Regions from separate parts of the Homo sapiens genome. Here region 2 is linked to region 1. The links are chromatin loops, found by intact Hi-C in ENCODE. Cell type or tissue: HCT116. All regions are shown on one strand. Each heading gives the region's core, and the rest is flanking DNA. Links, peaks and the distances in the headings are about the cores only.

The links. A loop is a pair of places that touch in the nucleus more often than their neighbours do. Peaks named below come from ENCODE experiments on the same cell type or tissue, not always from the same donor. Only the 100,000 strongest peaks of a DNase experiment are listed, where the experiment ranks them.
Region 2: a loop joins it to region 1, with 5 times the contacts of the local background. A loop is called at or near these places in 3 of 110 quality-filtered maps.

The regions. Positions count from the first base shown.
Region 1 is chr6:57,309,425-57,325,991 of GRCh38, forward strand. PRIM2 (DNA primase subunit 2) reads left to right here and starts at 8,206. Exons shown (of 14, transcript NM_000947.5): 1 at 8,206-8,277; 2 at 9,013-9,175; 3 at 11,033-11,136; 4 at 14,777-14,856; 5 at 16,501-16,567. The coding sequence starts at 9,022. RefSeq lists a silencer at 7,291-7,340. In HCT116, for the core only: a CTCF peak has its summit at 7,250; DNase peaks (open chromatin) are centred at 4,607, 7,257 and 8,157; H3K4me3 peaks cover 2,846 bases; H3K27ac peaks cover 2,496 bases.
Region 2 is chr6:56,362,465-56,379,031 of GRCh38, forward strand. It overlaps a transcript of COL21A1 not described here. Among named protein-coding and RNA genes, the nearest start is that of COL21A1, 120 kb to the left of the region's middle. In HCT116, for the core only: a CTCF peak has its summit at 7,750; DNase peaks (open chromatin) are centred at 7,777 and 8,317; H3K4me3 peaks cover 351 bases.

The DNA of each region.
Region 1 (16,567 bases), core at 2,764-10,763:
ATGATGATTTCCAATTTCATCCATATCCCTACAAAGGACATGAACTCATCATTTTTTATGGCTGCATAGTATTCCATGGTGTATATGTGCCACATTTTCTTAATCCAGTCTATCACACATTTTCTTAATCCAGTCTATCATTGTTGGACATTTGGGTTGGTTCCAAGTCTTTGCTATTGTGAATAATGCTGCAATAAACATACGTGTGCATGTGTCTTTACAGCAGCATGATTTATAGTCCTTTGGGTATATACCCAGTAATGGGATGGCTGGGTCAAATGGTATTTCTAGTTCTAGATCCCTGAGGAATCGCCACACTGACTTCCACAATGGTTGAACTAGTTTACAGTCCCACTAACAGTGTAAAAGTGTTCCTATTTCTCCACATCCTCTCTAGCACCTGTTGTTTCCTGACTTTTTAATGATTGCCATTCTAACTGGTGTGAGATGGTATCTCATTATGGACTTCACGTCCAAAACACCAAAAGCAATGGCAACAAAAGACAAAATTGACAAATGGGATCTAATTAAACTAAAGAGCTTCTGCATAGCAAAAGAAACTACCATCAGAGTGAACAGGCAACCTACAAAATGGGAGAAAATTTTCGCAACCTACTCATCTGACAAAGGGCTAATATCCAGAATCTACAATGAACTCAAACAAATTTACAAGAAAAAAACAAACAACCCCATCAAAAAGTGGGCAAAGGACATGAACAGACACTTCTCAAAAGAAGACATTTATGCAGCCAAAAAACACATGAAAAAATGCTCATCATCACTGGTCATCAGAGAAATGCAAATCAAAACCACAATGTGGTGATGACTCTTAACAAGCATGCTGCCTTCAAGCATCTGTTTAACAAAGCACATCTTGCACCGCCCTTAATCCATTTAACCCTGAGTTGACACAGCACATGTTTCAGAGAGCAGGGGGTTGAGGGTAAGGTTATAGATTAACAGCATCCCAAGGCAGAAGAATTTTTCTTAGTACAGAACAAAATGGAGTCTCCTATGTCTACTTCTTTCTACACAGACACGGTAACAATCTGATCTCTCTTTCTTTTCCCCGCATTTCTCCCTTTTCTTTTCGACAAAACCACCATCGTCATCATGGCCCGTTCTGGATGATTGCTGTCTCTTTGGAGCTGTTGGGTACACTTCCCAGATGGGGCGGCCGGGCAGAGGCGTTCCTCACATCCCAGACGGGGTGGCGGCCGGGCAGAGGCGCTCCTCACCTCCCAGACGGGGCGGCCAGGCAGAGACACCCCTCACCTCCCAGATGGGGTGGCCGGGCAGAGGCGCCCACTTCCCAGACGGGGTGGCCAGGCAGAGGCGCTCCCCACCTCCCAGACAAAGAGCGGCCAGGCAGAGGCGCCCCTCACTTTCCAGGCAGGGCAGCCGGGCAGAGACTCCCCTCACCTCCCAGACAGGGCAGCAGCTGGGCAGAGGCGCTCCTCACTTCCCAGACGGGGTGGCGGCCGGGCAGAGACACCCCTCGCCTCCCAAACGGGGAGGGGCCGGGCAGAGGCGCTCCCCACCTCCCAGACGAAGGGCGGCCGGGCAGAGACGCCCCTCACTTCCTAGTCTAGGCGGCCGGGCAGAGACACCCGTCACCTCCCAGACAGGGTGGCGGCCGGGCAGAGGTGCCCCTCACTTCCCAGACGGGGTGGTGGCCGGGCAGAGATGCCCCTCACCTCCCAGACGGGGCGGCCGTGCAGAGGCGCCCCTCACCTCCCGGACGGGGCGGCCGGGCAGAGGCGCCCCTCACCTCCCAGACGGGGCGGCCGGGCAGAGGCGCTCCTCACCTCCCGGACGGGGCATCCGGGCAGAGGCGCTCCTCACTTCCCAGACGGGGCGGCCGGGCAGAGGCGCTCCTCACTTTCCATTCAGGGCAACCAGGCAGAGGCGCTCCTCACTTCCTCCCAGACGGGGCGGCGGGGCAGAGGCACTCCTCACTTCCCAGAGGGGGCGGCCAGGCAGAGGTGCTCTTCACTTCCCATTCGGGGCAGCCGGGCAGAGGTGCTCCTCACTTCCTCCCAGACTGGGCGGCCGGGCAGAGGCGCTTCTCACGTCCCAGACAATGGGCGGCCAGGCAGAGACGTTCCTCACTTCCTAGAGGGGGCGGCGGGGCAGAGGGGCTCCTTACATCCCAGACGATGGGTGGCCAGGCAGAGACGCTGCTCACTTCCTAGACGGGGTGACCGGCGGGCAGAGGCTGTAATCTTAGCATTTTGGGAGGCCAAGGCAGGCCGCTGGGAGGTGGAAGTTGTAGCGAGCCGAGATCAAGCCACTGCACTCCAGCCTGGGCAACATTGAGCATTGAGTGAGCGAGACTCCGTCTGCAATCCCAGCACCTCGGGAGGCGGAGGCGGGCAGATCATCCGAGGCCAGGAGCTGGAGACCAGCCCGGTCAACACGGCGAAACCCCGTCTCCACCAAAAATACAAAAACCAGTCAGGAGTGGCGGCGCGTGCCTGGCAGGCCGAGGCGGGAGAATCACCGGAGCCCGAGGCAGGGAGGTTGCAGCGAGCCGAGATCATGGCGGTACAGTCCAGGCTCCGCAAGAAAGGGAGACCGTAGAAAGGGGAGAGGGGAGAGGGGAGACGGGAGAGGGGAGAGGGGAGAGGGGAGAGGGGAGAGGGGGGAGAGGGCTTTTCTACTGTTTTTTATTTTTTTCTTATTATCTTGATACTAACAATGACCCTGTGTTAATTTTATCATCTCGCAATTTGTGGATATCTAAAAAACTGTGTATTTATGTACTTTAAAAAGTTTTATGTACTTTTAAAAAGGTCAAGTGTGGTGGCTTATGCCTGTAATCTTAGCACTTTGGGAGGCCGAGGCAGGAGGATTGCTTGAGTCCAGAAGTTCAAGACCAGCCTGAGCAACATAGTGCAGCCCCATCTCTACAAAAAAATTTAAAAATCAGCCAGTCTTGGTGGCATGTGCCTGCAGTCCTAGCTATTTGGGAGGCTCAGCTGGGAGGATCGCTTGAGTCCAGGAGGTGGAGGCTGCAGTGGGCAGTGATAGCATCACTGCACTCCAGCCTGGGCAACAGGAAACCCTGTCTTGAAAAAACAAATGAACAGAAACTCCCTCCCCATGCAAAATCCCTTAAGTTCTTAATTTAATGTAGTTAAAATGATCAATCTTTCTCTTTTTAGCTTGTTTTTTTAAAAAAAGTTTAAAATATACATAACACAAAATTTACCATTTTAACCATTTGTAAGTGTACAGTTCAGTGGCATTAACTACGTTCACATTATTGTGCAACTATCACCATTATCCATCTCCAGAACTGCTTATGCTTTTTCTTAATGTCTTGTTAAATAAATTCTTTGGACCATCAAGACCATAAAGACCGTCTATATATTTGTTTTAAATTCTTAAAATTTTGCCTTTCATATACAAGTTCTTAAATCATCTGGAATTGATTTTTTATATAGTAGGAGGTAGGGAATACATTTTTCCTCCCTATAGACAGCCAATTGTCCCAGCACCATTTAGAATTGTCTATTTTTTTCTTCCATTGATTTGTACGGTGGATCTGTCATATACTAAGTTTCCTCATAGGTGTGGGACCATGTTTGGGTTTTCTATTCTGTTCCATTGATTGATGACTTTATTCTTGTACCAATATTGTAATGTCTTAAATACTAATGAATTAAGATTAGCCTTCCATCTGCCTGAAATGCTATTCTCCTAAAGATAGACATGACTAAATCCCAAGTTTTCTTCTGGTCTCTGTTTCATGGCCACATTCTTAGCCAGCCTTTCCTGGCTATCTTTTCTAAAATTTCATTATCTCCTTGAAAAACTTTACATTCTTCTTTTCTGATTAATTTCTTTCTGTTTAGTAGTTGTTATCTAACATAATTATTTATGTCTTTAACTTGTTTATTGTCTCTCTTCCCCATTAGAAGATTTATAAGAGCAGGATTTTTTGGCTCTCTCATCATTCTCATATCCCCAGCATAGAAAATGTTGCCTGGCACTTAGTAAGTGTTTAATTACTATTTCTGGAACACACCAAATAATGCTGATATATGGAAGGGTAGTGTTTCTTCACCGTGCTACCATTAAGAATGTGCTTTCTGTCAGTTCTCCTGCTCCTTGATTTTGACTAATAAAGCAATCTAAAGCAAATGGAGAGAGAATGAAGTGCTTTCTTTAGGTTGTTTCCCAGCCAACTCCGAGAGGTAGGCAGTGAAATGGGGAGGGTGGAGGGCCAGAGGTTGGCTAACTCTGCATTAGCTTTTATGGGTCAGCTATCTTGCTGGAAATACCTCATGTTCTCTGCTTTTCATGGCAAACACAGCTGGTAGGACCTAGAATTTACAGCATGCTTACTCAGTAAAGAAGCTTACCACGCCTTTGGTTTTCAGGGCGACACACCCCGCTCAGAAGAGGAATGAACACTCACTTAGATTTACCAAGCATGGCAACTAAATTCTCAGCTGTAAGTGTGACACTTTTTGGGATAGAAGTTCTGGAGCTGTGGAGGAGTTATCTCAGGGTGAATGCCACGTGGGGCAGTCTGTCTGTAGCTGGGTAATGCCCAAGGCAGGCACTGAATTGAGCAGTGATGATTCATGGAAATTCTGCCAGAGAAGGTACTCTGTGCTTTATTACAGGCTAAACTAGGAAGCCAACTCATTCTGGAAGGAATGTGTATAATGTTTTCAGATGAGGACTTGAAGTTTTATAGGTTGGAGTCACATTTGATTCAAACCATCTGTTTAATGGGAAGCTGAACCCAGCATTTTTTTTCATATGTCTCTCACAGTATTCAACAATTCAGTATGGGCTGGGCGCAGTGGCTCACGCCTATAATCCCAGCACTTAGGGAGGCCGAGGCAGGTGGATCACCTGAGGTCAGGAGTCTGAGACCAGCCTGGCCAACGTGGTGAAACCCCGTCTCTACTAAAAAAGCAAAAAAATAGCTGGGCATGGTGGCAGGCGCCTGTAATCCCAGCTACTCGGGAGGCTGAGGTAGGAGAATTGCCTGAACCCAGGAGTTGGAGGTTGCAATGAGCCGAGATCATGCTACTGCACTCCAGCCTGGGCAACAGAGCGAGACTTCGTCTCAAAAAACAAAACAAAACCAAAGAAAAAACAAAAACAATTCAGTTTCATAAGTATTTATTGAGGGCCCATGGAGTGCCAGGCACTGGGGTCACAGAAATGAATGAAACAGTCATCCCTGTTTTTGAGATGCTATGGTTCAGTGGAAGTAAAACTTACATGTTTATGTATGTTTTCCTTCCCATGATTGTGAGGTCAATGTCTGTATTTACAAGAATCTTGGTTGCCAGGGCTGAGCATTGTGTCAATCAATTTTTTGTAGATGAAGTGAATACATGAAAGAGCTCACAGTGATTTACTGAACATGGCTGCTGAAATGTATAACATTATTGTGCATTATTGCTACCGTGATATGCGGATTTATATTGCAATTGCCTCTGGATTCAGAAAAACACCCTTCACAGTGAGGTAGTGACCAAAACTGTGGCATTAGGAAACAATAAAAATGCTGGAATAGCTGACCAACACAGGGTATTTTGTTCCCCGGGGCTTAAAATCAGTTTTTAATATGATGAAAAGGCAGCTATTATGTGACATAGTAAGATATTGGTATGTTAAGCATGAACATATATTTCCAGTTTTCTCTGAGCTGGTCATGAAATGACACTGGCTACTTCGTCTTTTAATTGGGCAGATATTGTAGGAAGTACTTTGGGGATCACAGAGATGAACAAAAGGGCTCATCCAAAGAAAGCTTAAAACCTAGTAGTGCTGGAATTCTTAACTAGCCACATATGGTGATCTTGAACCTCTTGAAATAGTATAGATGTGTGTGTAGGTGCATTTTTCTGAAGAGAGCTTTCATCACATTGTCCAGTGGTTCATAGACCTAATTAACATCCCTCTACTACAGAAGTTCTTAATCTTGATCTTCCAAAAGATAAAGAACTTCTGTAGTAGAGGGCTATAATTATTTAAAGAACTACACCATATGGGAGTCATGAAGAGCCTCAGGGGTTTAAATGAGGAGCAAAACAGGTGGCAACACTGAGTAGTTTCATTATAAAATCCTTGACAATTTTGCAGGAGAAAATTTCTTTGCCTCTAGTGATAAAAACATTTTTCATATTTAACAGTAGTTATTTTTTCTATGAGTTACCTCTTCTTCTTCTTGTCCTATTTTTCTGTTTGTGTCTTAGGATTTTTTTCCTAATGAGTTAACTTCTTTGTATCCTGATGGCATTAACCTTTTCGATGTTATACTTTTGGTAGACCTTTCTCTAGTTTGATGAGTGCAAAATACTTCTGTGAATTTTTTACATGCATAATTTTATACTTTTTATGGTCAAGTCTTTATATCTTTTTTCTTTGTAATTTATAATATTTAAATTTGTTTGCTATCCAGAGATAAGATATTCATGTAAATATTCTTATGGTCTGTGATGCAGGTTTTTTCAGGCAGTTTATATGCTTTCAGGTGTCTTCTTTGGACCACGTGATGTATTTGTATTACGTATTTGTATTATGTATTTAATACAGAGAGGAAGAAATGAGGTGAAGCTCTGCTGTCATATTACTGGAATTGGTGTAGTGAGATCGTTAGCACAGTGGGGCCTGGAGAGTTTCTCTGGGTTTGAACATGGCTCTGACATTTTGTGTCCTTTTGACTTCATTTAACTTCTCTGTTCTTCAGTTTCCGTATCTAGAAAATACGTTTAATATAATAACCTTTGGGAGGCCGAGGTGGGCGGATCACGAGGTCAGGAGTTCGAGACCAGCTTGCCAACATGGTGAAACCCCATCTTTACTAAAAATACAAAAATTAGCCAGGCGCCTGTAATCCCAGCTATTTGGGAGGCTGAGGCAGGAGAATCGCTTGAATCCCGGAGGCGGAGGTTGCAGTGAGCCAAGATCGCTCCACTGCACTCCAGCCTGGGCGACAGAACAAGACTCTGTCTCGGGTATTGGTGGTGGGTCGGGGGGAATAACCTATCTTATGTGGTTATGATAATAAAATGAGTTGATATGTAAACCACTTAGAACAGGTCCTGATATAAAGTCAGTGCCAGCCACAGTTTAGTCCAGGCTGGGTAGATGCTTTGAAGCTTGATATTGTTTCAATGTACTTTGCATTTCTAAAAACGTGAACATTTCAAAGCATTCATTTGATCTCCTAAGGACTACCTATACCGGAGCCTCATTCCAGCACATTTGTAAGCGAGGCACGCCTCCTAGAGGCCACGAGTGAAGTTAATTTCCAGTTCTCGAAAATCTTACAGACAGCGGAGAACTGGTGTGGTGGCTCTGACGCCCCGCTTGTGAGTCTGCAGTCGGACATCTGGAAAGTAAGCGGCACGTCCGCGTGATTTCCAGTGCTTCATCTTCTTCCACCCTACCTTCCCTCCGAGGCTGGGTTCTTCTAATTCCTGTAGATTGCAGAGCGATTCCTGCGAATGTGCCTTCTTTCATTCATTCTAGTTCATTCCACAGATAATTCAGCTGCGCGCTTCCTCTGTGCGAGGCATTGCCGGAGAGCGGGGAGCGAATTGAACGTGGAACCTGCCAGTAGGGGCTTGCCGCCCAATACGAAATTCAAAATATGTATTGTATGTAGACGGGCAAACTAACGAGGATCTTGTAACTTGTTTTCTCATCTGCCAAATGGGGGTAATACGATCTTATAGGACCTTATAGGTCGCTGAAAGATTAAACGAGCGGAAAAAAAAGAGCCCCTAATAGTGAGCTAGGTGCAAAAAAGATCCTAATGCCTTTTTTCCTCATTCCTCCCCAGATTGAAAGTGATGAGTGCCAGCCCTGAGGGTTAAAGCGCCATATTTTCCTCAATATAGGGAATATTTGTTAGTGTCCCCAGACGAAGTTACATTGGTTCAATTTTCGGCGTGTGGGAGTTTTCGCCACTAGCATTCAGCACCCCAGTTTCAACCGTTAAAGCTACCGACTCCACATACAGGAAATGCATCTTAAAATTTGGAAAAAAAATCCCCAAAACACTGACATCCAAACACTTTAAAGCTGCCAAGGTGGACGGAACACCTTGAATTCCCAGACGCGCTCCACTGAGCATGCCCAGAGCCTCAGGCCAAACCCCCTCCTACCCGCCAAGGGGAGGTGGGGCAGGGCTGGCCTTCTGTGCTAGTCACTTCCTCTTCCGGTTTCATATGAACTCTCCCGCCACCCGGGAACAGTGGCTGCCACCGTTTGTGTTTTCCCGAGTTTGAATTCTTGCAGGTAGGGGAAACTTCCGCGAATTTAGGACAGAGAGCAATCCTGTTATTAAGGCTTGCAAGTCGAGAGAAAGGAGAGATGGATCACTTTGCAGGCAGCAGTAGCAGAAGGACAGACTTGGCGGGTTGGTTGTTTGGGGCAGACACCCAGGTACCAGGGAGGAGTTGGGGAGAGATAGGTTTGCCAGTGGAGTGAGGAGGGGTGTTGGGGATGGAACTTTTGTAAGGCACTTGTGGATGCTCCCGAAAAGGAGTTCCGAAAGACAGTTGCTCTGTTTCCCAGAGTCATAACAGAGGAAGTGAGTAACTGGACCCAGTCCATCAAGTAAGACCCTCATTTAGCCAGAACCTACAGCACTTTCCTCTAAGTTCAGGATTGCAGACCACGTAAAACCTTATGTTAACTCTTGGGATCGTAAAGATCCAAGAACAGTGACACACAGGCCTATAATGAGCAGGCAACATCACCTGACTTTCATGTTGCTGAAAATTAGGATCACCACCTGCATCTGCTCTAGCGCCTCTCCCACCCCCATTACAAAATTATTATAGGTGTATTGTAGAAAATCTGGAAACGAGAGAAGGACATCACCCAGGAATTGCCACTGCTAACATTTTGTGCATGCCCTCAAATCCATTTTTTTTCTGTGTTTGTGGAATTATTTTTTCGTGTTTTTTCTTTTTTTTCCCCCAACTTTGTTTTCCATCATTTTACGCTTTTTGTGTACTTCCTTCTAAGGTGACCAAGATGGAGTTTTCTGGAAGAAAGTGGAGGAAGCTGAGGTTGGCAGGTGACCAGAGGAATGCTTCCTACCCTCATTGCCTTCAGTTTTACTTGCAGCCACCTTCTGAAAACATATCTTTAATAGAATTTGAAAACTTGGCTATTGATAGAGTTAAATGTAAGTACTATTTAAATTAGAATGTATATATTCTTGAGAAGCTCACTTACCCTTTGTGAGAATGAATGAAGGTAATTCATTTCCTTCATTCAGCAATCCATTCAACAAGTATTTATTGAGGTAATTCATATCCTTCATTCAGCAATCCATTCAACAAATATTTGTTGAGGGTTTGGTACTCATTCATTTATTTATTGTACAATGCATATTATTGAGTGCCATTATGTTCTAGGTGGCAGGGATTTTGAGATGAATAATGTTATTTTTTGTTGAAGTTTTATTCTAGTACATGGAGACAGACATCCAAAATAATAGTCATAATTCAGTATTTTAACTGCTCTAGTAGAAGTAAATGGTAGTGCTGTTGAAACAAAGAAGTGGGAGTGACTGACTTAGTCTTATTAAATGAGCTTCTTAGAGAAGTTGAAATGTGATCTGGACATACTGAAGAATGAGTAGAAATTTTCCAGCAGAGAAGAAGTGAAGAGTTTTTCCAAGCTGAGATAATGGCCTATGCAAAGGCTTGGAGCATGAAAGAGAATTTCATATTTGAGCTAACAGTAACAAGTTCAGGAATTCAGGGTGGATGGAGAAGTATGGAGGGCATTTTGTGCCATGCTAATGATATGATATTGGGGTGTAAGAAGGATGTGGCCACCGTCCTGGGGGCCTACTTAATCCTCAGTGTGTTGCTAGAGAAAAGAATGGGCTAGACATGAATTGAAACAGAAACACTAGCGTTGTCTTCAGAGTTTATGTTCCAGGATATCCCTGTGGGGAAATCAGAAGGAAAGGTGAGATACTGTTAATCATTCTTAGAGGAGCAGGGTAAGCACTGCTAATACAGAGAGGAGGCACTCAGTGCCTGTGTGTTGAATGAAAGAATGAAGACAAGGGAGAAAAGGGTTTTAGAAAGCTTAGCAGTGTCAATACTTCATAGGGATTAAGATGGTGATTGAAAAGTGTCCCTTGGGTTTGGCACTTGAGGTGAAATGATAAGGGCCTGAACTATGATAATGACAATGGCAGTGGTAGGAAGGGAGAGAGTTAAGGGATACTGAGGAGTTAGCATTGATAGGATTTGGTGACTGGATATGAGGAGTGAGGGAGCAGGTGTGGAGTGGCTGCAGTTCCTGCTTGGATGATCTGATGCATGGAAACTCTGCTGCTGGAGATGGGCATGGCAGGACGAAGAGTAGGAATGAGGGGAGGATAATTAATTTGGATACCCATACCTGTGGGACATGGGGTTTATGTTCAGGAGACAATTAGAAGTTCTTCATTCTTGACTTCAAAAATGCCTCCAGAGAATAATTCATCTGAGGAAAGATTGATATGGTGCTTTAGGAACCTTTGAACAGTATGTAGCATCTGTTCAGGATGGTTCATTTGGCTGTTTGGATGGCCTTTCTTCTTCACTGTTGTGCTCTGTCCTCGGCTTCATCAGGAAAGGAAGGGATGCTTTTTTTCTGTTGAATCTATGCCAAGTAAATGATGCCTACTGCCTAACAGGCAGCTCCCATACGAAGGATGCAAACAAGGAGTGCCTAGTTTTTTTTTCCATACTGACATACTTTTCTGTTCCTCAGGAATGATTATTCACCATCCATCCCTCTTCCCTGATTGAGAATCCCTGGTATTAAATTATGCTGTGGGACATGGATATTTTCTGCACATAGATGGACATTATCCTCTTATAAGCATATGTAGTTTATATGATGTCGTTACAGGAAATAAACTGGCAATTACCTGTCATGTTCTGTAAACAAGTAATTATGGAATTGCCCTCCATAGATTTTGTCTTGGATTTAGTTTTAAAACATTATCTTGCATTTATACCTTTTTTCTTTTTTTTAGTGTTAAAATCAGTTGAAAATCTTGGAGTGAGCTATGTGAAAGGAACTGAACAATACCAGAGTAAGTTGGAGAGTGAGCTTCGGAAGCTCAAGTTTTCCTACAGAGTAAGTAAAAAAGGAAAAAAAAGTTCCTTCAGTTTCTATGCATTTATGTATTGAGTGTCACTTGTGGGAAAGATATTATATTAGGCACTGGGCTTTTATAAAGACTAATGTATCATTAGCCTGAAGGTTCTTCAGTGTATTAGGGGTGATTGACATGAAGTCAGATGATTATAATATGGCAGGGTTTCTCAACCTCAGGACTAACATCATTTTGGGTCTGATAATTCCTTGTTGCAGGGATTGTTCTGTGCACTGTAGGATGCTCAGTAGCATCTCTGGCTTCTACCCCTACATATTTCCAGACATGCCAAATGTATCCCGTGCAATACAGGATGATGACTGTGTTTATAGATGCATGCTCCAGGAACTCCAAAAACATACATAATTATGCAGCTCAGATTGGGGAGGTTTGGGAAGGCTTTCCAGAAGAGGTAGTAGTGGAGCTGCATGTTGACAGATGTGATTAGATTTTCATTTTGGGAAGATGACTGCCAGCAGCAGATTGACAGGGTCATGTCTGTTAGGAGGGAAACCAGTTAGAAGCCCGGAAATGATGAGAGTCTGAATTAAATGAGAGAAGGGGACCGGTTGAAGAGACATTAAGAAGGTAGAATCAAAAGGTTTTAGTGACTGATTGTAGGGGGAATGGAGAGAGAAGAGTTATAAATGACACCCAGGTTTCTAGTTAGGAAAATTAGTGGATGGTGGTAATATTTTGAGATGTGATATGCAGGAGGAGAAGCAAGTCTTGGAAGACGTAGAGTTTAGTTCTTAACATGAATTTGAGGTGCCTGTGGAGATGTCTAGTGGACAATTGGATATACAGGTCTGAATATACAGGAAGACATGTGGTGGGAGTAGATTTAGCAGAAGGTTGGAATCATCAGGAGTAGGTAAGAGCACCCTAGAAAAATATTTGAGTGAGAAGAGATGACAGTGGAAGTTAAGACATGAGGAATACCAATATTGAAGGTAAAGTGGAATTGGAGGAATTTGGGAAGGAGAATGGAAAGGAGCTTTCTCAGAAGTAGGAGATGAACCAGGATAGTAGTGTCATAGAAGCCAAGGAGGGCTAGAGTTTCAATAATAATGATCATGATATTAATAATGATAATAGGGAATAACAGCAGATATTTATATTAATAGTATGTTTGCTATGTACCAGATTTTGTTCTAAGTGCATTACATATATTAACCCATGTATGTAATTCATACAGCAGTCTTATGAGGTGGGTATTATTATCATCCCTATTTTACAGATACAGCCTATTTATTCACAGACTGAATAACTTGCCCAAGCTCATAAGATGGTAAATGGTGGAGCCAAGATTTGAATCTGGGTATTTTGTTTCTGTAGTGGTGCTTTTAACCACAATAGTTTCAGAAGCTTAAGATAGATTATGTAAGATGAATTGTACAGTGTCCATTGGATTTAGCAGCTGGATGGGCCCTTATAGATAGGGGCAGAGACCAGAACAATGACAGTGGTTGGAGAAGGAAGGTGGAGCGGTGGATATAGAAGATGTACTTTTTTAAAATGTGTAGCTGAAAAGAGAAGAGAAATAGGGCAGAATATAGGGGTTGTTTTAGGGAAAAGAGAAGATATACAAGCACACACTTGTACATATATGACAGGAGATACTTAAACATGTTTATAAGCTGAGCAGAAGATCTAGAATAGAATGGGGAAGAGGGGAGCTTGAAGTTGAAACTTTGAGAGAGCATTTGATAAGTCAGGGTCTTTAAGAGGCACAAGCAAATGGGTTGCGGGGTTTAGGTGCAGGAATTAGCTTTTCATATGGTTTGGCTGTGTCCCCACCCAAATCTCATCTTGAATTGTAGTTCCCATAATCCCCATGTGTCATGGGAGGGACCCGGTGGGAGGTAATTGAATCATGGGGGTGGTTACCCCCATGCTGCTATTCTAGATAGTGAGTTCTCACAAGATCTGATGGTTTTATAAGGGGCTTTTCCCTATTTTGCTCAGCACTTCTCCTTACTGCCACCATGTGAAGAAGGACGTGTTTGTTTCCCCTTCTGCCATGATTGTAAGTTTCCTGAGGTCTCCCCAGCCCTGGGGAACTGTGAGTCAGTTAAACCTCTTTCCTTTTATGGGTTTACTCAGTCTTGGGTATGTCTTTATTAGCAGCATGAGAATGGACTAATGTAGCTTTACATGCCAGGAAGAGGAGATGCTTTGTAGAGATGTATGGAAGGCAACACAACATGTGTATGCGGAAGCTTGGGACTGAAGGATTCTGCCTGGTAGCCTTTATTTTCTGTAAAGTAGGTGAAGTCATCTGTTCAGAGAGAAGGGAAAGGTGCTATAGTAGGGGTCTTGGGACAACTGGTGAAGACTGACGATTTTCTGAGAAGTGAGGAAGGAGATGATTTTGTGTCGAATCTCAACACTGCTGCTTACTCTGGACAAGCTTTGTGACCCTGAACAAGTTACATAACTTCTCTGTGCCTCAGTTTCCTTATCTGTAAAATAAGATTATAGTAGTGCCTCCCTCATAGGGTTTTTTTTTTTTTAAAGGATTAAATGGGTTCATGCCTTAAAAATTCTTAGGGCACCGCCTGGTACCTAGTGAGTGCTCAAGACATGTTTGTTCTTATTATTTTGGATCCAACTGTTGGTAAGGATCTAGTTGAGATTATAGGCCACGAAATTATATTTTCCAAATTCCCATAGTTGTGTTTTTTCTCCAGAGGTTCTTAGCATTTTGAGAATAGGACTGCAGAGTGTAGTTGTAGATTAAGAATCTAGGTTTTGCCAAATGGTTGAAATTAAAGAAGCTGAGGTTGGTGTAAGAAGTGGTTGAGGTGGTGAGCACCTTGGATATAGGCTGGATAAGAAGAAAATTAAAAGAGAGGGGTTGGTGGGAAGAAAATAGTGCGGTCCAAACTCAAGGGGTTTTGTCAAGATTAGTTTACTTCTCGGTTTCATCTGATTGATAGCTTAAGGTAAATGATAATTATCCTGAAAAGCATATTAAGAAATGTTTTGGCAATGAGAACACATGGACACAGGGAGGGGAACACCCCACACCAGGGCCTGTCAGGGGGTTGGGGTCAAGGGGAGAGACAGCATTAGGACAAATACCTAATGCATGTGGGGCTTAAAACCTAGATGACGGGCAGCAAACCACCATGGCACACGTATACCTATGTAACAAACCTGCACATTCTGCACATGTATCCCAGAACTTAAAGTAAAAAGGAAAAAAAAAAAAGAAATGTTTTGGGACTGGGTGTGGTGGCTCATGCCTGTAATTCTAGTGCTTTGAGGGACTAGAGTAGGAGTCTTGAAACCAGGAGTTCATAACCAGCCTAGGCAACATATTGAGACTCCATCATACAGAAGATAAAAAATTAGCGGGGCATGGTGGGTGTCGCTTGTAGTCCCAGCTGCTTGGGAGGTTGAGGCTGGAGGATCACTTGAGCCCAGGAGTTTGAAGTTACAGTGAGCTGTGATTGACCACTACTCTCCAGTCTGGGTGGTAGAGCAAGACCCCATCTCTAAAAAAAGAAATGTTTTTGAAACTTACTTTACCATTGGCTTAGGCTGGCTCAGTATTTCCTTACACCTCTTACCATTCTAATGCATTTATTTTATTCATGTGTCATTATTTTTAAGGAAAACTTAGAAGATGAATATGAACCACGAAGAAGAGATCATATTTCTCATTTTATTTTGCGGCTTGCTTATTGCCAGTCGTAAGTATATGTTTATATTCTCACAGTCAAATCTGGTGTCATGGGTTATAAATTGGTGTGTGGTAAGTTGATGTGTTGTGCTAAACATAGGAAAACCCAGAATAACATCAGGAGCCGGTTGATCATGGGGTTGAACACTGACAGTAAATTGTTTGGAAGAAATTGTTTACTTAAAAATATTGAAAAAAATTCTATCGCAGAATTTTGCCTGATGAAACACTTCTTAAGTTTGTGAGATAGACTCTTCATTTGGGATTTTAAATTGGAAAGGATTTTATTGGGAAGAAGGACTTTTGATATTTTTCCTGCAAAAAAATGGTAATATTTATAAGAAACAATTAATGAAACCCACACTTGAATTTGATACAGGTTTTTGGAATTTGAGCTCTATGGGCCAGTTAAATCGAAGATATTTTTGTTTGGTAGTTGGTTTCTTTTAAGTTAATAGTGCCACCCAGAGGTAGTAAAGTTAGTTGCTTTTTTAAAAATTGTTTTTCCCTCACATGTTAATTTTGGTCACATAATTTAGTTATGGCTGTCTTTTTTTAAAATTAATAAGCTTATCAAGTGAGACTCTGGAATTGCTTACTATCCCAAGATAATAATTGAGAAATTACTTACCAGTTTTGGTTCTAGAGTTTTTCTTCTGTAAAAAAGCATATGTAGTTTGTGAAATTTATATAATAAATATGTTGCTGACAATCTGTGAAAATCTCCTAAAAATGTGAAATCATATTTTGCATCCAGTAGGGTAATTATTTTATTATATAACGATAATGCCCATTAGTATCTGCCTTATAAATGAACGTTATTGCTTTTAAATATTGTGGTATATATGTGCATATTAAATTTTGTGAAATTATCAATTATAAAGCCATAAGCAAAGTTTCCTTTGCAAAGTTAATCTGATCAAAGTTGCCTTAAAAAATTTGGTGTCTTTTATTTGGCATTTATAAAGACACCTCAAGCCAAAGGAGTGCCCCATTTCCCCATTTTCTTTTTTTTTTCTCTTTTCTCTCTCTCTCTTTTTTTTTTTTGAGCTAGGGTCTCATGCCATTACCTAGGCTGGAGTACAGTGGTGTGATCTCGGCTCACTGCAGCCTCAACATCCGTGGGCTCAGGTGATCCTCCCACCTCAGCCTCCTGAGGAGCTGGGACTATAGGCACATGCTACCATGCCTGGCTAATTTTTTTGTAGATATGGGGTTTTACCAACTTGCCCAGGCTGGTCTCAAACTTCTGGGCTCGAGCAATCTGCCTGCCTTGACCTCCCAAGGTGCTGGGATTACGGGCATGAACCACGACGCCCAGCCCCTATTTTCTAACATAAAATGAATATTTTGCAGTTACATTAAATGCATGAAGTATTTTATGTTATTTAAAAATAATGCAGCTAGTCTCGAAGCATTCTTGTATTTAATCTTTTTAATTTTTAACACCCCCTATACCTTGTACCCAACCCATCCTTAGAAGATTGTGATATGTGGTATTGATATTCTCCTTACCGTGATAGAGGACTTGCATGTTTTTAACTGCTGTCCATTGGCATCTTGCTGATGTTTGAATATTGTTTTATAAACATTTCTTAGATTTAATAATTACTGGATTTTTAGTTTGTACTCATAATTTCTGTCTTCATTTCAGTGAAGAACTTAGACGCTGGTTCATTCAACAAGAAATGGATCTCCTTCGATTTAGATTTAGTATTTTA
Region 2 (16,567 bases), core at 3,522-11,521, 950 kb before region 1:
GGACTCAATGGTTTAAAATATTGAGACTTTTACTAAATTTGTTCAAATACATTTTACTAAATTTACTCAAAGTAGCAGTGGCCCCATGTTTAAGAAACGCTGATTTTGGCTCTCCCTCTGACATCTCCTTCTCGGCCTTTCCTTCAAAGATATGCTCCTCCCCCAGTCCACTTACCATGAAGACACCTCTCTCTACTTTCCACACGGGCACAACCCCTCTCATTCCTGAATTCCTGCCAGCATTTATACACAGTCTGCCTGGATCAGCCCTCCCCACTCCCACCACCTCTACCACCTAGGCCCCTCTGTTAAGAACCTCAGCAGCCTTCTCTTGTTGCTGTGCAAGTCCCTAGCTGTTTGTGTGTTTGATCCCAGGTCCCGGGCCGGTGCGTATTTGAAAACTTTATTAATTCTTCCACTTGGCAGCAAACCCTACCCCCCACGCCCACATTGCCCCTTATATTTCCAGGGCTTATCACAATGATGCCTTTCTCCCACCTTCTTTGCAACATCTCTGCCCTGAATCTCCATCAGGGCCAGGCACTACCAAAAGCCAGAAGAGACAATCAGTAACTTCTTTGGGGCATTCTTCCTAGAAACATGAATGTTTGACATCTGTTATGCACAGCCTTCAAAATGAGTGTCCTACATATGTGCCCAAGAAATGGAGAGACAAATTGTCCTCTCTAAACTCATAAACGAATGCATGATTTTGGAGAGCAAAGCTCACTTCCTAGCCTTCTGGGAACCAGGCTTAGGCCTCGTTCTCCTAAGTGTCTCAGACAGCAGAAGCAGCAGGTCATATACACGTAATAAGTATCATGTGTATGGAGCTTTTTATTTGCAGTGATTGCACACTTATCGTCTATTTTAATCTGCACAGCCCTGTGAGGTATGTTTTCATATCTTCATTTTTCTGATCTGAAAACTGAGGCTTACAGAGGTTAAGTCACTCAGCAGAGGCCACACCACTAGGAAATGATAGAATGAGACTTGAATCCAGGTCTTTGGACTCATTTAGGTGGTCCTGTTGTGCCACAGATCACTGTGGGAGCCATTTTGAGGTCAGTCACCCTGTGGCATTACCAGGTGATTGTGTGTTTCAGAAGATTTGCTTCATCCAGAGATAAGTGAAGTTCCTAGGAGGGGCCATCAGGACTGAGAGGGAGGTATTGGGTAATATTTGTCCATTTAAACTCACCTTGGACATTTGGGGTGAGGAGATCTTATACTGAACAGGTCTGTCCTGTGTGTTTCAGGAAGCTTAGCATCACTGCTCTCTGCCTGATAAAATCTGACTGGACAACCCAAAATACCCCCCGACACATTCCCAAACAACCCCCAAGGGGACTGTGCCTTCCTTGGAAGAGAACTACTTCAGAAATCTGAGAACCTCTGATTTAAAAGCAAGAATGCCTATATTGCTAATAGGTGACAAGTCAGAACAAAAATTAGATCAATGGGCAGGTAATTACTGGGACAGACAGACCTGGACAAACTCAGAGTTTGCACTGGACAGCAAATTTGATGGCTGACATAATCAGCAAGCGTTCAATAGGTTGGAAAGCTGCCAAGATAAGTGCATTATGAGCACAATGAGTGTTGTGTGATTTCATTAGAATAGAAAAAACAAATATCTACATCTTTGACGGAGTGTGTGCCTCTCCCAGTTGTCCCTTGAGTTGCTGCTGATGAGCTCTTTAGTGCCCCAGCCCCTCATTAATGTTAAATTCTTTGTAATTGGCAGAGGGAACCATCGAGACAGTACTAATGGATCCTGGCAGAAGTAGCAGTGTCAGGTGCTGTAAATGAGAAAACCTAGGCGGCGACCTTTCAGAAAAGAGGCAGGCAAAAATTAAAACCCTCAATGATTCCTCTACCTCCATGGAAACAAACAGTTTCTTTGACTAGCACACAATGCTTTTTCACAGATATTATCTTCAAGGGCCATTTTCTCCTGGATGCTGTTAACAGATGAATAAGGTTTCCCATTTGTCTAGAAGAGAGGATTGTGTGCTAGACCCTTTGGGGAGACCCTCTCCCATAAATCCAACTTATCTCCATCCATAGCAAACCATCTGAATGGCACAGGCAGCTGGTGAAAGGGGCTTTGTGCTATGCTGCTTTTCCCATCACAAGCCTTGCCTGGTTCTCAGACAGCTGAGCTTGGTGCCCTTCATTTTATCTTGCCTGGCTTTAGGGCAACAATTTACTTCTCCCTCAGTAAAGACTACAAAGAGCAGCTATGATTTTTTTCTACCCAATTTGCTAGATGTTATCTCTCTCTGTAAAGAGCCCAGGAAAAAAAAAAAAAAAAGATTCAGAAATTTAAGCAGTCTATTTTCTCACACAGAGGACACAGTCTCTTTTACCACAGCTATTATTGGGCACCATTTAAGGCTTATACAAGAAGGATTATATGAGTTTCAAGAAAGTATTTTGGTTCCATTTTTGTTTCTGAGTCACTGGTGAGTTGAATACTCTATGAACTCTGTGAGCATGTGTAAAATCCTTTCCCCAAGAGACGACTCTGGGATGCTCATGTTATTGCCCCAGAACTTTGCTTCATACATAACATGTCCAGGAAACATACTTCTTGGGGTTCCTAACATGGATTAAGGCAACCCCTTTAATCTCAGGAATCCTAAACCACCAGGAATCAAATTTATCAGGAATAAAAACAATTACAGCTCACCACAAACCTCTCCCCCACATTTTCAAATCTCTATTAATCTTAAATAGCTATCTACACTTGACCAAAATGACTCACAGGAATAAATCATCTTATCCTCTGTATTGTCGAATATTCCCCCACATAAAAGCTTGCATAATGGATTATTTCCTAAACTGAGGACTAGAATTCTTCTACTCCCCTAATGGCTAGACAAGGAAGAAAAGCAGACCTGTGTACCTTTCAACTTCTTCTTGATTCTAAGTTCAGCACTAACTTATATGCTGCAAAGAATAGTTTAATATAAATAATTTTCTGGTATAATCCTACCCTTACCATTTAACTTCTTGGTTCTTGAATCTTTTTTTTCGTGGTTTTGCTATTTTATTGCTTAGGATGTCTTAATGTAAGCTGCCTCCCCTCCCCTTTAGCTATAGGTAGGACATAAATTCAGTGTTTATAATTTTCTAAAATATTCCTGTCTCAATTCTATTCCCAATAGTCTAATGCACTAAAGTTACCAGGCCTCCCAAAGTTATAAAACTGTGGGTTCCAATGTGGTAATAAAATGCTCCCACCATTCTTATATGTCAATGCCTCACAGACTGGGAGGGTGGTGAGTGGGTATGACATCGAGCAGTTTCATTGACCTGATGGGTTTAACTCTGAATCTTTACACCATGTATAACAACCACTTCTTTCCAAGCCTGTTTTCCTTTCACTATAGCCCCTTATAGATTAAGATGCCACCTCAGTATATGGAAGGATTTTTTTAGGACTGCAAGAAGAATTCTAATCCCTAAAAAAGAATAAAAAGACAACCTTTCTTCCTGGCTTTTTTGGAAAACCCAAATGTCACAATTAGAAATGCAATCTTTGACTTAGAGATTTGTCTTACTTGAAAATTCAAGGAAAAGGTTAATGCAAATGTGTCTCTCACCTTATAGCATTTACCCTTGTATGTTATGGAGTTTACTGGATTCCTTTTCTGCAATTAGATTTGATAGAGGGAAAGAGATAAAAAGGATGTAGACACTGAAGCCACAGCAGGAGGGAACGTGCAAAAAAGAACTAAAAGGTGAGACAGTCTCGCTCAACATACAAAACCCTGATTACAACACAGCCTCGCCAAGTCTGAGCCTGAGCAGTGCTCTCCCTCCTCCCATAACAACCCTCTCTGCAAGTCAGAGATCACTGGTCTTATACTAGGACTGACTTTTAGCTTTGACAGCCAAGTACCGCAGCAGGAAAATCTGACGAGTGTCTGGTTGGGATCATGTCAATTCTCAGAAGCTGAGAATCAGGAGTAAGAATGGGCTACTCCCATTTGAAAATAAATATGTTTTTTAGAATGCAGAAAAAATCCCAATGTACAACTAAGTAGTGCCAAAAAAGCAACTAGCTGGGAGGAAGATGTCATGTAAAGTCATATTTCTCTCTTCTCTTGCAAGCAATAGATCTTGTGGAGCTCTGCCCCCTCTGTCAGGTTACAAAGGGAGCATTCTCTACTCTTGAGGCCCTGTGGCAGGAGCAATTAGGTTGATGGGATTTGGTCTGAACTGCAGGCCAACACCTCTCAAAAGGATAAATTCAAGTTTCTTCCAGATGAGTGTTTCCACACTTCCACGAGTGGAAAACTGTTTCACAGCAAGAAAAACAGCACAACACTTTTAGCAACTATTGCAGCAATAGTTTGTAAGATGGTTTCATTCCCATTGGGCCAGTTTGCGTGCTTAGCAGAACTGTTCAACCATGTAAGTATAACTGTACTTCTAAGATTTTAGGGTGTCCTTTGTACTATTAAAAACACATCCGTCTAAACCTTACCTCAATTTACTTAACAAAAAATATAATCTTTTCAGAGTTAGACCTTTACTAGAATGGTAAATATTTTAAGACTATGTAAGGTCTCTGTGATCTTACAAATAAATACAAGTTTTAATGGCTCATCAGAAACATGTTAATTTAGTAGCTTTTCCATTTTAGTTAAAATCAACTTTAAAATATTTAGAATTGATTTAAAATGCCATTATTCACTGATTACTGTTCATATATAATATATGGGAAATCACTTTCAAATGCTGATTGTTGTTTACACAATAGCCTCTCCCTTCCTCCTGGCTGGTAGAATCTCAATACTCTTTGCTTGCATGTTCACGCCTTCCCTATGTGATCCAAGTCTAAACTGATTGGTCTGAACCAACTACAGTCAGTTTATTTCCTTTGCCAGTGATTAGTCTGGGAGTGGGCAATTGGTTTAGATCTGGCCAATGACCTGTGAAGGACAGTCTTCTGAAGACTACTAGAAAAAATTTCCTCCCTCTCAAGAGAAACAAGAGAAAACACTCCCACTCTTCTACAGTATAATTTTGTGTCTACAAAGGACGCTTTGAGACAATAAGGGGAGATAACCAATCCCTCTCAGACCCTGAGAATGGCAGAGCAGCAGAAAGTAGGAACCTAAATGACCAAGCCAATGAATTCATCTTCTCTGGAACATTAACCTCTGAATTCCTTGTTATGTAAGTTAGTAAATATCCTCATTGTTTAAGCTAATTCATCTAGTTTTCTATTACTTGGAACTGAGACAATTTTTTGTTTTTTTGTATTTCTTTGTCACCCAGGCTGGAGTGCAGTGGAGGAATCACAGCTCACTGCAGCCTCGAACTCCTGAGCACAAGAGATCCTCCCGCCTCAGCCTCACGGGTAGCTGGGACTACAGGCATACGCCTCTGTGCCCAGCTATTTTTTAATTTTTTGTAGAGATGGAGTTTCCTTATGTTGCCCAGGTTGGTCTTGAATTCCTGGACTAAAGTGATCTGCCCACCTTGGCCTCCCAAAGTGCTGGAGTAACAGGAATGAGCCACTGCACCTGGAAGAAACAATTCTTAAAGGTATATCATAAACACCCAAAAGCATTTGCGCACAATCATTTCAATTAAACTACTGTGAAAAAAAATTTTAACCTTTTCTAATTTGTGCTAATCTCAGCACTCTAACCAGAAATTATTCAACAAGCTGTCCTTTGACTCAACTAAGCAGGGGGGTATTTGCAGAATATTTGTAATTTTTTATTTCATAAATAATTCTAAACATTAAAATAAGTTATTCTAGGACAACCTAACCATTTTAAATTATTCTCTCATTTGTTGAGCTATAATTTTTATATACTAGACAAATATAAAATTTTAAATCTCTGCACCTATACACATCAAAAGTGTGTTCTTCAGAGATGTGGACAAATCAAAAAGAATTGAAATGACACTTCTTTCATAAGATAATTTTAGGTGGATGATTACACAGCTTCATGCATTGCAGAGGAAAAAATTCAATGTGAAATGGCTTGATTTGTCTACAGTTAGAAGAAAATCTCGGTTAAGAGCACAACAGTGGCTATCCAGGGCAGTGACCACTTTGTTATTTGATTAAAATTCCAGTTGGTCATGGTTGGAACCAGGTTCTTACTCCACAACCTCTTCTCCTCACCCCCCTTAAAATTCACTTACATTCCTTTTGTTTCAGAGTTATCTGCCATTGGCTGCCAGGGAAAGTTTGTTTATATTTCTTGGGAACGAAGCTTCAAGGTCACTTCCTATCATTAATTCTCTGTGAGCAAGTGTCGCTTGGGACATTTCCTGTTCCTATTCTCAGTGGTGCTGAGGAAGAGAAATTTTCAATGGTCTCTAATTTTTAATCTTCTACAGCAGTCTTCAAATATATGCTGGATGCTGGTATACCATTCATTTTATTTAACTGTGACTATTTCAGTAGAAAAATGTCCACATAATTTCTCCATTAAAAATGTAATATGCTCACTGCTGAGACTCTATCTGTAGAATGGGCAGCATGGTATTTTCTGCCATCTTTGGAAACAAGCTAGGTGGAGTACAGATTGCTTAGAAATCAATGCAAATAAATACTAAGTATGAATCCAGAGTATCTACTATTAGCTGAATATCGAGAACCAATTGTTTTGGTCATCTTTCCTAACTATAGCCAAAAGACAAAATTCAATTCAAAACACTTAAGTAAAAGTGTTATTTTAATCATTGGTGGCTTTTTAAAGATGGAAATACTAGTAAAAAGTGGAAGGACTTACCCTAGAAGATAATGAAGGCATACTATAAAGTTATAATAGTTCAAGCAGTCTGATAACAGGGTAAGAATAGCCATAAGTCAATTCAAAACAAAATGAATACTAGATAAACGCAGGACCCATCAAAAACCATCCTACATATCACACAGCAAAAGAAATCTAAGATGTGAGAGGGTGTTATGTAAAATTGTGTCCATGAAAGAATCAAAATATTGATAAAAAAAGTGTCTGATGTTGAGACCCAGAGGCTTTTCTGGACATAAAGGTAGAAAAAAAATAAAGAAAAAAAACTGATGTATGTGACTGCAAAAGAATGTAAATCTTCCCATCTTAAAAGAATCCTGAACAAGATAAGAAAGGAAACAATTGTGAAAACTTTTTTTATAAGATATGATAAAAGGAGTTAATGTGTTCAACAGAGAGAGATCTTTTAAATCAATTAGAATTAATTCAATGTCTCCATCATAGAAATATGGGCAAAGGATGTAAATAGCCAATTCGCCAAAGAAGAATCACATAAATGGCCATAAATACGAAAAAATTGCTCAACCTCAATGATATTCAAACAGAAACTAATTAAAACAGCCACAGTAAATATTTATACAAAACCAATTGATATTCAGAGTGAATGTACAGCTATTAAAGGTAATCACACTCAGCTACTAAAACTTCTTTCATTTGAATTAAAAGCAAGGGAAATGCTCATGATATATTTTAATTGGAAAAGTATCATACAAAACAGTTTATGTTGAATGGTTGTAATTATTCAAAAATATATGCTTACGTGTAAACATAAGCTAGAAAAAGACTTGAGGCCATATAGGCGTTATCTCTAGGTGGTGAGATTTTAGGCTACTTTAAATTTCTTGTTATGCTTTTCTGTATTTGTCTTTTCCTTTATTAATCAAAAAAACAGAAAAGGTCAACGGCCCACATGGAGTCTGATCTCCAGGTCCTCGCCTACATTCACGTTCCCAGCAGTGGCCGCTTGAGGACACTAGGCTCCTGGATTGCCTGATTCAGATCCCGATCTGGAAAAACCTGTCTCTGTTCCCGGCCTTCCTCAGAGTTCAGCTTCCACCGGCATCACGTCCCTCTCTGAGCACACACCGTGAGAATTAATCAGAGCCTCTCTGTAAAATGTGAGATTTGTCAAATATATGAAAAGCTAAGCAATAAAATTTGACACACCAGCTAAATACAGGTGGTGTTAACATGCAGTTTAAAATAACTGCGGTCCCTCTGTGAGGGCACTGCACATGATTAACACAGAACTCTATCCTATAGCTGGTGTTATTCCTGCATTTTTCAAATGCTTTTACTTGGACCTTTTCAAAATAAACCGTACAATTGGGCTTTATGTGCTTATATGGCAAAGCTGCTCCCTATGATACCATCACAAGGCGAAAGCATAAAATCTAGTTAAGAGTTCTTGCCAAAACATGAATCAGTTGTAGCATAATATTCTGAACTCTGGTCTTCTTTTTTTCCATTCTCTAATATTTCTTCACATCACAGCCCAAACAATTGCTCATAATTAAACTGAGTGCAGGAACAGGCCCTGGCAGGAAATGTACTTGGCAAAGATCCAATAGCTCTTCATTGTCCTCCACACAGAACAATTACATCAGTTCCTTCCATTCCCAGAAAAAGAATGGATTTTGCAGAGCAACAGATGAAAATAAAAGGAAGGAGGCAGCTTATTTACATATTTCTAATCAGGTTAATATATAATCTTTTTATGGAAAAAGGAAATGCCTTGAAGAATTGAATGATCATCTTAAAAACCTGCTTTCCCTTCCTCTAGGATCTGCACCACATGCTGACCACAACTTCTGCTCACCAGTTACTCATGTCTGCTGAAAACCCTCCAGGTTCAAAGGGAAATTCAGCCAATAAGTGTGATATATTCCAGAGTCTGGAAGCTTCAAGAGAAGTTAAATGCCATCAAGTTGCTGTTTGAAAAGTTAAAAATGTATCGTCACTCAGTTCTTCAGCATCTGCTATTTATTCAGTAGATTCACTGAAAATCCTAATGCAGAAAGAGGATTTAGGGACTACATTTGTACACTGGGATAGGGTAAGATAAGAGACATCTTATGAGTTGTTTGGCTTCAGCTCATCTAAATGACAAGGAATCACAGCCCAATCTGCTGCATTCTGATGACCAATGCTTTATCAGCTTAAGGGCATGCCAGGAGAGTCAGGTGCCCAGCCCCACCTCAGGGGCAACCAAGGTGAAGAGATATCGGCCTTCAACCCAAGTTCCCCCCATTCACGTGGACCATCCCAGGCCTTTCCTCTTCTGCCTGTTCACCAGCTCCTGGGTAGACTGGAACTTCTCAGGGTTCCCCAGGAAAGGGCAGTTTGAGTAGAGGGGCCCATCCTCATAAATCCAAGAAGTGCCAGAGACATGCAGAATCTGCAGTTCAGCCTCTCATTGACATCAGATGAAAGAACACTATATCCACAGGAGTGTCTGAGCCATTCAGGAGAAGTGGGTACCATTTTGGGTGCCAAGAAGACCTTAGACTTTCCATTCATATGTTATTTGAATTCCTTGACCTTTCATCTATTTCTCCTGGGCTAAACCCCTAAAGGCCTCAGCTCCCTGGGCCATCAGAGAAGTGAAGATGATCGGACAAGCAGAAAGGAGTTTCCAGAATCCACACCCAAGTCCCTGCTCCACAGAGCTGGGCTGAGTCCCCTTGTGACTGGGTTGGACCCAAGAAACAGGGAGGCCAGAGGTGCTTAGCAAAGTGAAGGGGGACAAGGCAACAAGTATTGTGCCCCAGAAAATGAGGGGACAGCTCCAAGATGTTTATTCCCCCAGAGAATAAATCCTTGAGGTGTGTCCTACACCAGAACACTAATTCAACAGGGCCAGAGATATGCCAACTCCTGGAGAGGAAGGAGCCGGCTTCTAATCAAATGTTTACAAATGGATTCCTGTACAAATCCACAAATCTTAGAGACAGTCAAAGCAGACACTTTGACCCTGCAACTGGACATAGAGCATGGATTTCATGCTCTCATTAGCTGAGAACAGTATTCCTTGAAATACAGGAGACAGGAGCAAAATTAGAGAAAATCTGGATAATTTGATCTGAGAAAGCATTTACACAGGACAAGGAGAGACTGGCCAACCTACCAGGCTGGCTGACAGGAATGGTGGTTCTCTTCCTCCTCACTCAGGCTTGTCCATGTGTCAACGCATCAAGAGTATTCAGAAAGTATTGGCAGGGAGAACTCTGTAAAAATGCCCCAATAAAGAAGCAAGAATATGATTTCTACACTAATAATGAACACAGCACCATATAAGGCAGGAATTTCTTGTTTACAAGTGACAGACGCTCAACTCATAAGGGAGTATGTAACTAAAGCCAAAAAGGGAATTTATCAGCTTATGTAAGGCTGGAGTGGGGGGAAAAAAGCTTCAGGAACATCTAGATTCAGAGGCTTCAATAATGTCATCTGGGCTTTGTCTGTCTCTCCATCTCTTGGTTTTTCTCCCTCCTTTATGTTGGCTTAATTCTGCAGTCCAGTTCTCCCATGATAGGGAAGGTGGCTGTTGTAATGGTATTGGTCATTCTTTTGTTCTGTAGCATCTGGAACTCCTCTCTATGTTTAGGGAATTTCCTGCCTCATAACTCTTGGTGAGGCGTGTGCCCTCCCAGTATAAAAACTGAAAATGTCAGATGTTTGATTTCCCATATGCCTTTGCAGCTGGGGATCTGGCATATAACCCAGACTACCCCTAAATTTGGAGCTAGAAAGCAAAATAAAAAAAAAAAAGAAACTTTGAGGTCTTGTCCCTGTTGAACTCACATTTTGGGGGCAACAGCAGCAGCTGCTGCACTAATGTGATGTCCAGCATCCCAGGTTCAGTGTCAGGTCTGTGGGCTGGAGAGCTTAGGGCTCAGCCATGATGGCAATGGTGTCCTCACCGGACCAGGCCTGAGGCATAATTTAGAGCCATATTCCAGTTGGTGAACATAGTACCTGATGCTCTGGCCACCCTAGGGATTCCATCTGCTACTTACTAATAAGCTATTTTAAAAATTAATTTTTTTATTTAAAAATGTTTAGGCCAGGTGCAGTGGCTCATGCCTGTAATCCCAGCACTTTGGGAGGCCAAGACGGGTGGATCACTTGAGGTCAGGAGTTCAAGACCAGCCTGGCCAATATGGTGAAACCCCGCCTCTACTAAAAATACAAAAATTAGCCGGGTGTGGTGGCACATGCCTGTAGTCCCAGCTACTCGGGAGGCTGAGGCAGAAGAATCACTTGAACCCAGGAGGCAGAGGTTTCAGTGAGCTGAGATCGGGCCACTGTATTCCAGCCTGGGTGACAGAGCGAGACTCTGTCTCAAAAAACAAACAAACAAAAAAGTTTAACTGACATATAAAATTGTACCTATTTATCTTGTATAACATGTTTTGAAATATGTATACATAGTGGAATGACTAAATCAAGACAATTAACATATGCATTACCTCACATACTTTTTTTGTACTGAAAACACTTCAAATCTACTGTCTTAGCAATTTTCAAGAATATAATACATTATTATTAACCAGTGAGGGTATTTTAAAATAGGTTTCTTGAACTTATTGTTTCTGTGTAACGGAAATTGTATATCCTTTGACCAACATCTCCTCGTAAACAGGCTTTTAATAAATTTATTTTCTGCTTAAATCATCCAGAGTGGATTTCTACAGCTTCCAAATAAGAACCTGACTACAAATAGCTGCCCCAGATTCACACCTTCCCAACTTAGCCACCCTATTTTAAAAGGAGTGTGTCTCTTCCAGTGTGTACATCAATCCAGGAAAAGATTTTTATTGATCTCTTAAGGGTCACATGCTCACTTCTACCCCAGACATGTTGCTAGAGGAAGGATACTTTCTTTTTGGCACGACTTGTATGAAATATCCATTTCTATGGCTAAGGATGATGGAGCTCATGGAAGACCACCTTACAAAGACCTTACGGAATGGATGAAGTGACATTTCCCCAAGAAAAGAGGCATCCATGATAAGCATTTTCCTCTTACATAGAATTTTTTTCCTATTTACCAGCCTTTTGACAGCCACAAATGCCAAGCTGCAAATAATTGAAGACATCTTGTTTGCTAATTCTACCTCCCCAGTAGAACAAAATAGGATATTTTAAAGTGAAAGAACCAAGAAATATGATAAGTAAAAGGGATCTTGTGTGTAGGATTTCTCAAACTAAGATATATTACATTGGGAGGCCCAGGCTAGCGGATCACAAGGTCAAGAGATTGAGACCATCCTGGCCAACATGGTGAAACCCCATCTCTACTGAAACTACAAAATTAGCTGGGCATGGTGGCGCGTACCTGGAGTCCCAGCTACTCGGGAAGCTGAGGCAGGAGAATCTCTTGAACCCGGGAGGCGGAGTTTGCAGTGAGCCAAGATCGCATCACTGCACTCCAGCCTTGTGACAGAGTGAGACTTCGTCTCAAAAAAAAAAAAAAAAAAAAAAGATATTATATTTTCATGTCTCCAAACCTTGGAATGTTTGTAAAAAAGACATTCAGTAACATCTAGGTATTATTAGGAAATCACTGCTTCTAAACAAAATCCCTCCCTCCCTCCCATCTAATTACTCATTTCTGGTCACCTAGAACTTGGTGAGATTCTTTAGACTCTCATGAACAGATGATTCTCCAGGTGGAAATTTGCCAGGAAACTTTGCTGAGGGAAATAAACAGTTTCAACCCTCATCTAGTGTCACTGTCCCAGAGAACAGGAATCCCACCACATGCCTGAGTAGAGCCTTACATGATGCCAGAACTCTTGGGACATATGGACTCAGCCAGAGGCAGAAAGCCAGTTTGAAAGAAAAGTGAGAGAACGCCAGAGCCAAAGGGGAAAAAGAGAAAGAATGTTAGAGACCGAGAAAGGAAAAGTATGAAATTACATCAAGGTCAGCAAAACCCTAGTATAAATAGTAACAGCTGTATGCTGAGTCCCCACAGGAGTCTGTCCTGGATATTTTCCACTTGGCCCTCCAGATCCACCCTCCTCACTTCTCCACCCAGCTCTCTAACTGAGGAGGCTGAACCGTATGGACTGACTGAATCAGCTCCTTGTCCACTCGCTTCCAATTGAGTTCAGCCAGTGGTAGGCACCCGTGGAAGAAGGATAGGAGGAAAGTGAGTCTGAGATTATTTTCCCTGCCTCCTTCCTGGCCAGATGACAGCTCTCACCAAGCAGTCTTCTCTGGAAAGGCACGGCCTCCAGGTTCTAGTCACCTCCCCTTCTTCTTGCCCTGTCAGGATGAGGGTGGTGGGCACTCTCTGCTGTTCTAGTCCAGTGCATGGTGCCATTATTTTATGGTTCCCCTAAGCCCTGCCCACACTTTGTAACAAGTCCCTTTACACAGTGGTTTTCATATTCCTTAGTCACATCATTTGTTCATGCCATCAGGTTCCTGCCAGGACCACGACTGATGCAAAATCAAATCAAAATATTCCCTGAAAGACTTCATTATTGACCACATGTGGCTTGGGGTGGGTGTGGGGGAGAGCTCATGGGGAAATTAAAGGCAGGAAGAAAGCAAGTTGAATGAGAATGAGGGTAGCAGACATATTGCATTCAGTTTAGACATGTTCTTATGTGGCCTCCAGGTATAGATATCAAATATGTTCATAGCTGGAGGGTTCACTTTTAGAGATGGAAGTTTAGTGCTTAACATGTTGGAAGTAAATAAAACTAGTGGATTTGGTTGTTTAGGAAACAACAATAGGGTAAGAAGAGCTGCGGGTAGCTGACGTATTCTCCAGAACATAGATGTTTAATGGGTAAAAGGAAGACTCGCTTCTGACAAGGAGTGCTCAAGAAGTGGGATAAAACAAGTAGAGTGATGTCACCCAAGCCACAGGAGTAGAGGGTTTTAAGAGGAAAAAACTAGCTAGCTAACACTGTATATCCAATAAGAGGTCTCTTAAGATAAGGATTAAAACCTCTCCACTGGCTGCAACATTTGAGAAGACAAGTATAACCTTTGGCATAACAGTTTCCAAGGAGTGGGACTGTGGACACCAGCTTACTGTGAAACCCACAGTGAAGAGAAAACGGAGGAAGAGGAGGCAGGATGAGAAGACATGCTTTTGGAAAGCTTGGCTGAGAAAAGAAGCATGAGTAAGAAATACCAGTAACCAGAGTGGTAACAAGGTAAAGAAAGTTTTTTTTTTTTTAATGAAATGTGAGAATATTTATATGCAGAGGGGAATAAATCAGTAGAGAAGGAGAGTTTCAACCTGCCAGAGAACAAAGAGAGGCAGGCTCTAGCAAGTTGAACTTGGATTCAAGAAACTTCATCCTTCATCTATAAGGGGGAAAAGTAAGGCTAAGTAGATATCTAGACAAATCTTTTAGAGATAGGGGAGAAGTCAAGACATTTTATACTTTATGGCTTCAATTTTCTCCATAAGTTAAGAGCTATGAAAATTTGATGTGAAGTGTTGAAATAGGATAGGGGTCTTGAGATTTTGAATAGTTACAGAAAATAAAAAGGAGGAGACAGAGCAAGATGGTAGAATAGAAGGCTCCACCAATCGACGCCCACCCCCCACCCCCCCCAAACAAGGACACCAATTTAACAACTGTCTATAGAAAAAAATCACCTTCATAAGAACCAAAAATCAGGTGGGCACCCACAGTACTTGGTTTTAACTTCATATCACTAAAAGAGTCACACGAGAGGTAGAAAAAAGTCTTTTTTTTTTTTTTTGAGACAGAGTCTCACACTGTCTCTCAGGCTGGAGTGCAATGGTGCAATCTCAGCTCACTGCAACCTCCACCTGCCAGGTTCAAACAATTCTCCTGCCTCAGCCTCCCGAGTAGCTGGGACTACAGGCATGTGCCACCATGCCCAGCTAATTTATTTATTTATTTTTTGTATTTTTAGTAGAGACGGGGTTTCACCATGCTGGCCAGGCTGGTCTCAAACTCCTGACCTTGTGATCCACCCACCTCGGCCTCCCAAAGTGCTGGGATTACAGGCGTGAGCCACCGCGCCCGGCCCGGAAAAACAGTCTTAAATCACAGATGTCATCCCTCCCCAATCCCCGATTCCCCACTCCCCTCTCCCCCATTTTCCCCCTTCCTCCAGCAGTGATGGTGTGAGTGGAGAGAAGGGCATTTCAGTGCTCTGGGAGAGGGAAAGTGCAGCAATCATGACCCATTGAACTCAGTGCTGTCCTGTTACAGCAGAAAGGAAAACCAAACCAAACTCAGCTGACATTCACCTATAGAGAGAGCATTTAAACTAGCCCTAGCCAGAGGGGAATCACCATTTTCAGTGGTGGGAACTTGAGTTCTTGCAAGCCTCGCCACAGCAGGCTAAAGCACTCTGGGGGTCTAAATAAACTTGAAAGGCAGTCCAGGCTGAAACTCCTAGACAAGTCCTAGGGCTGAACTGGGCCCAGAGACAGTGGATTGAGGAGGCACACAACCTACTAAGACACCAGCTGCGGCAACTAAGAGAGTACTGGAATCACCCTTCTCCTAATTCCAGGCTGCACAGTTTGCAGCTCCAAAAGAGATATGTTCCTTCCACTGAAGGAAAGGAGAGGGAAGAGTAGAGAGGACTTTGTCTTGCATCCTGGATACCGCCAGCCACAGCAGGATAGGGCACTGGTCAGAGTCATGAGGTCCCGTTCCAGGCCCTAGCTCCTGAACAACATTCCTAGATACACACTGGGCCAGAAGGGAACCTGCTTCCCTAAAGGGAAGGACCCAGTCCTAGCAGCATTCGTCACCTGCTAACTAAAGAGCCCTTGGGCCCCAAATAACCAGCAGCGATACCCAGGTACTACGTGGAGGGCCATAGGTGAGACTCTGAGACTTACTGGCTTCAGGTGAGACTCAGCACATGCCCAGCTGTGGCGGCTATAAGGCAAGACTCCTTCTGCTTGAGAAAAGCAGATGGAAAAGAAAAGCAGACTTTGACATGCACCTTAGGTACTAGCTTGGCCACAGTGGGGCCCCAAGAACTAAGCAGGCTCTTGGGGTCCCCGATCCCAGGACTCAGCTCTTGGATGACATTTCTGGACCGCCCTGGGATAGAGCAGAGCCCATTCCCCTGAAGATGAGTCCCAGGCCAGATAGCATCCACCACAAGCTGATAGAGGAGCCCTTGCTTGGACTTTAAGGGTACTTTGGAGGTAGTCTGGCAGTACTCCCTGTGGGCCTGCCGAGGCAGTGGCCACAGGTGAAGCTCTCTGCCTTTTAAAAGAGGAAGGAAGAATGGGAAGGGCTATGTCTTGTGATTTCAGTGCCAGCTCAGCTGCGGTACAATAGAACACCAGGTAGACTTCCAAGGTTTTGACTCTAGTCTCTGGCTCCTGGATAGCACCTCTGGACCTGCCTGGGGCCTGTGGGAACTTTCTGCCCTTAAGGGAAGGACATGGGCCTGGCTGGCGTTGCCACTTGCTGATTATAGAGCCCCAGGGCCTTAAGCGAACATACGCAATAGCCAGAGAGTGGTTACAGGGGGCCTTGGGCAAGACCCAGTGCTGTGCTGGCTTCAGGTCTGACCCAGCACAGTCATAGTGGTGGTGGCCACAGGAGTGCTTGTGTCACTCCACCCCCAGCTTCAGGTGGCTCAGAACACAGAAAGAGACTCTGTTTGTCTGGGAGAAAGTAAGAAAATAAAACAAGAGTCTCTGGGTAATCCAGAGAATTCTCTTGGATCTTGTCCAAGACCATCAAGGCAGTACCTCTACAAGTCTGCAAGAACCACACAGCGTTACTGGGCTTGGGAGG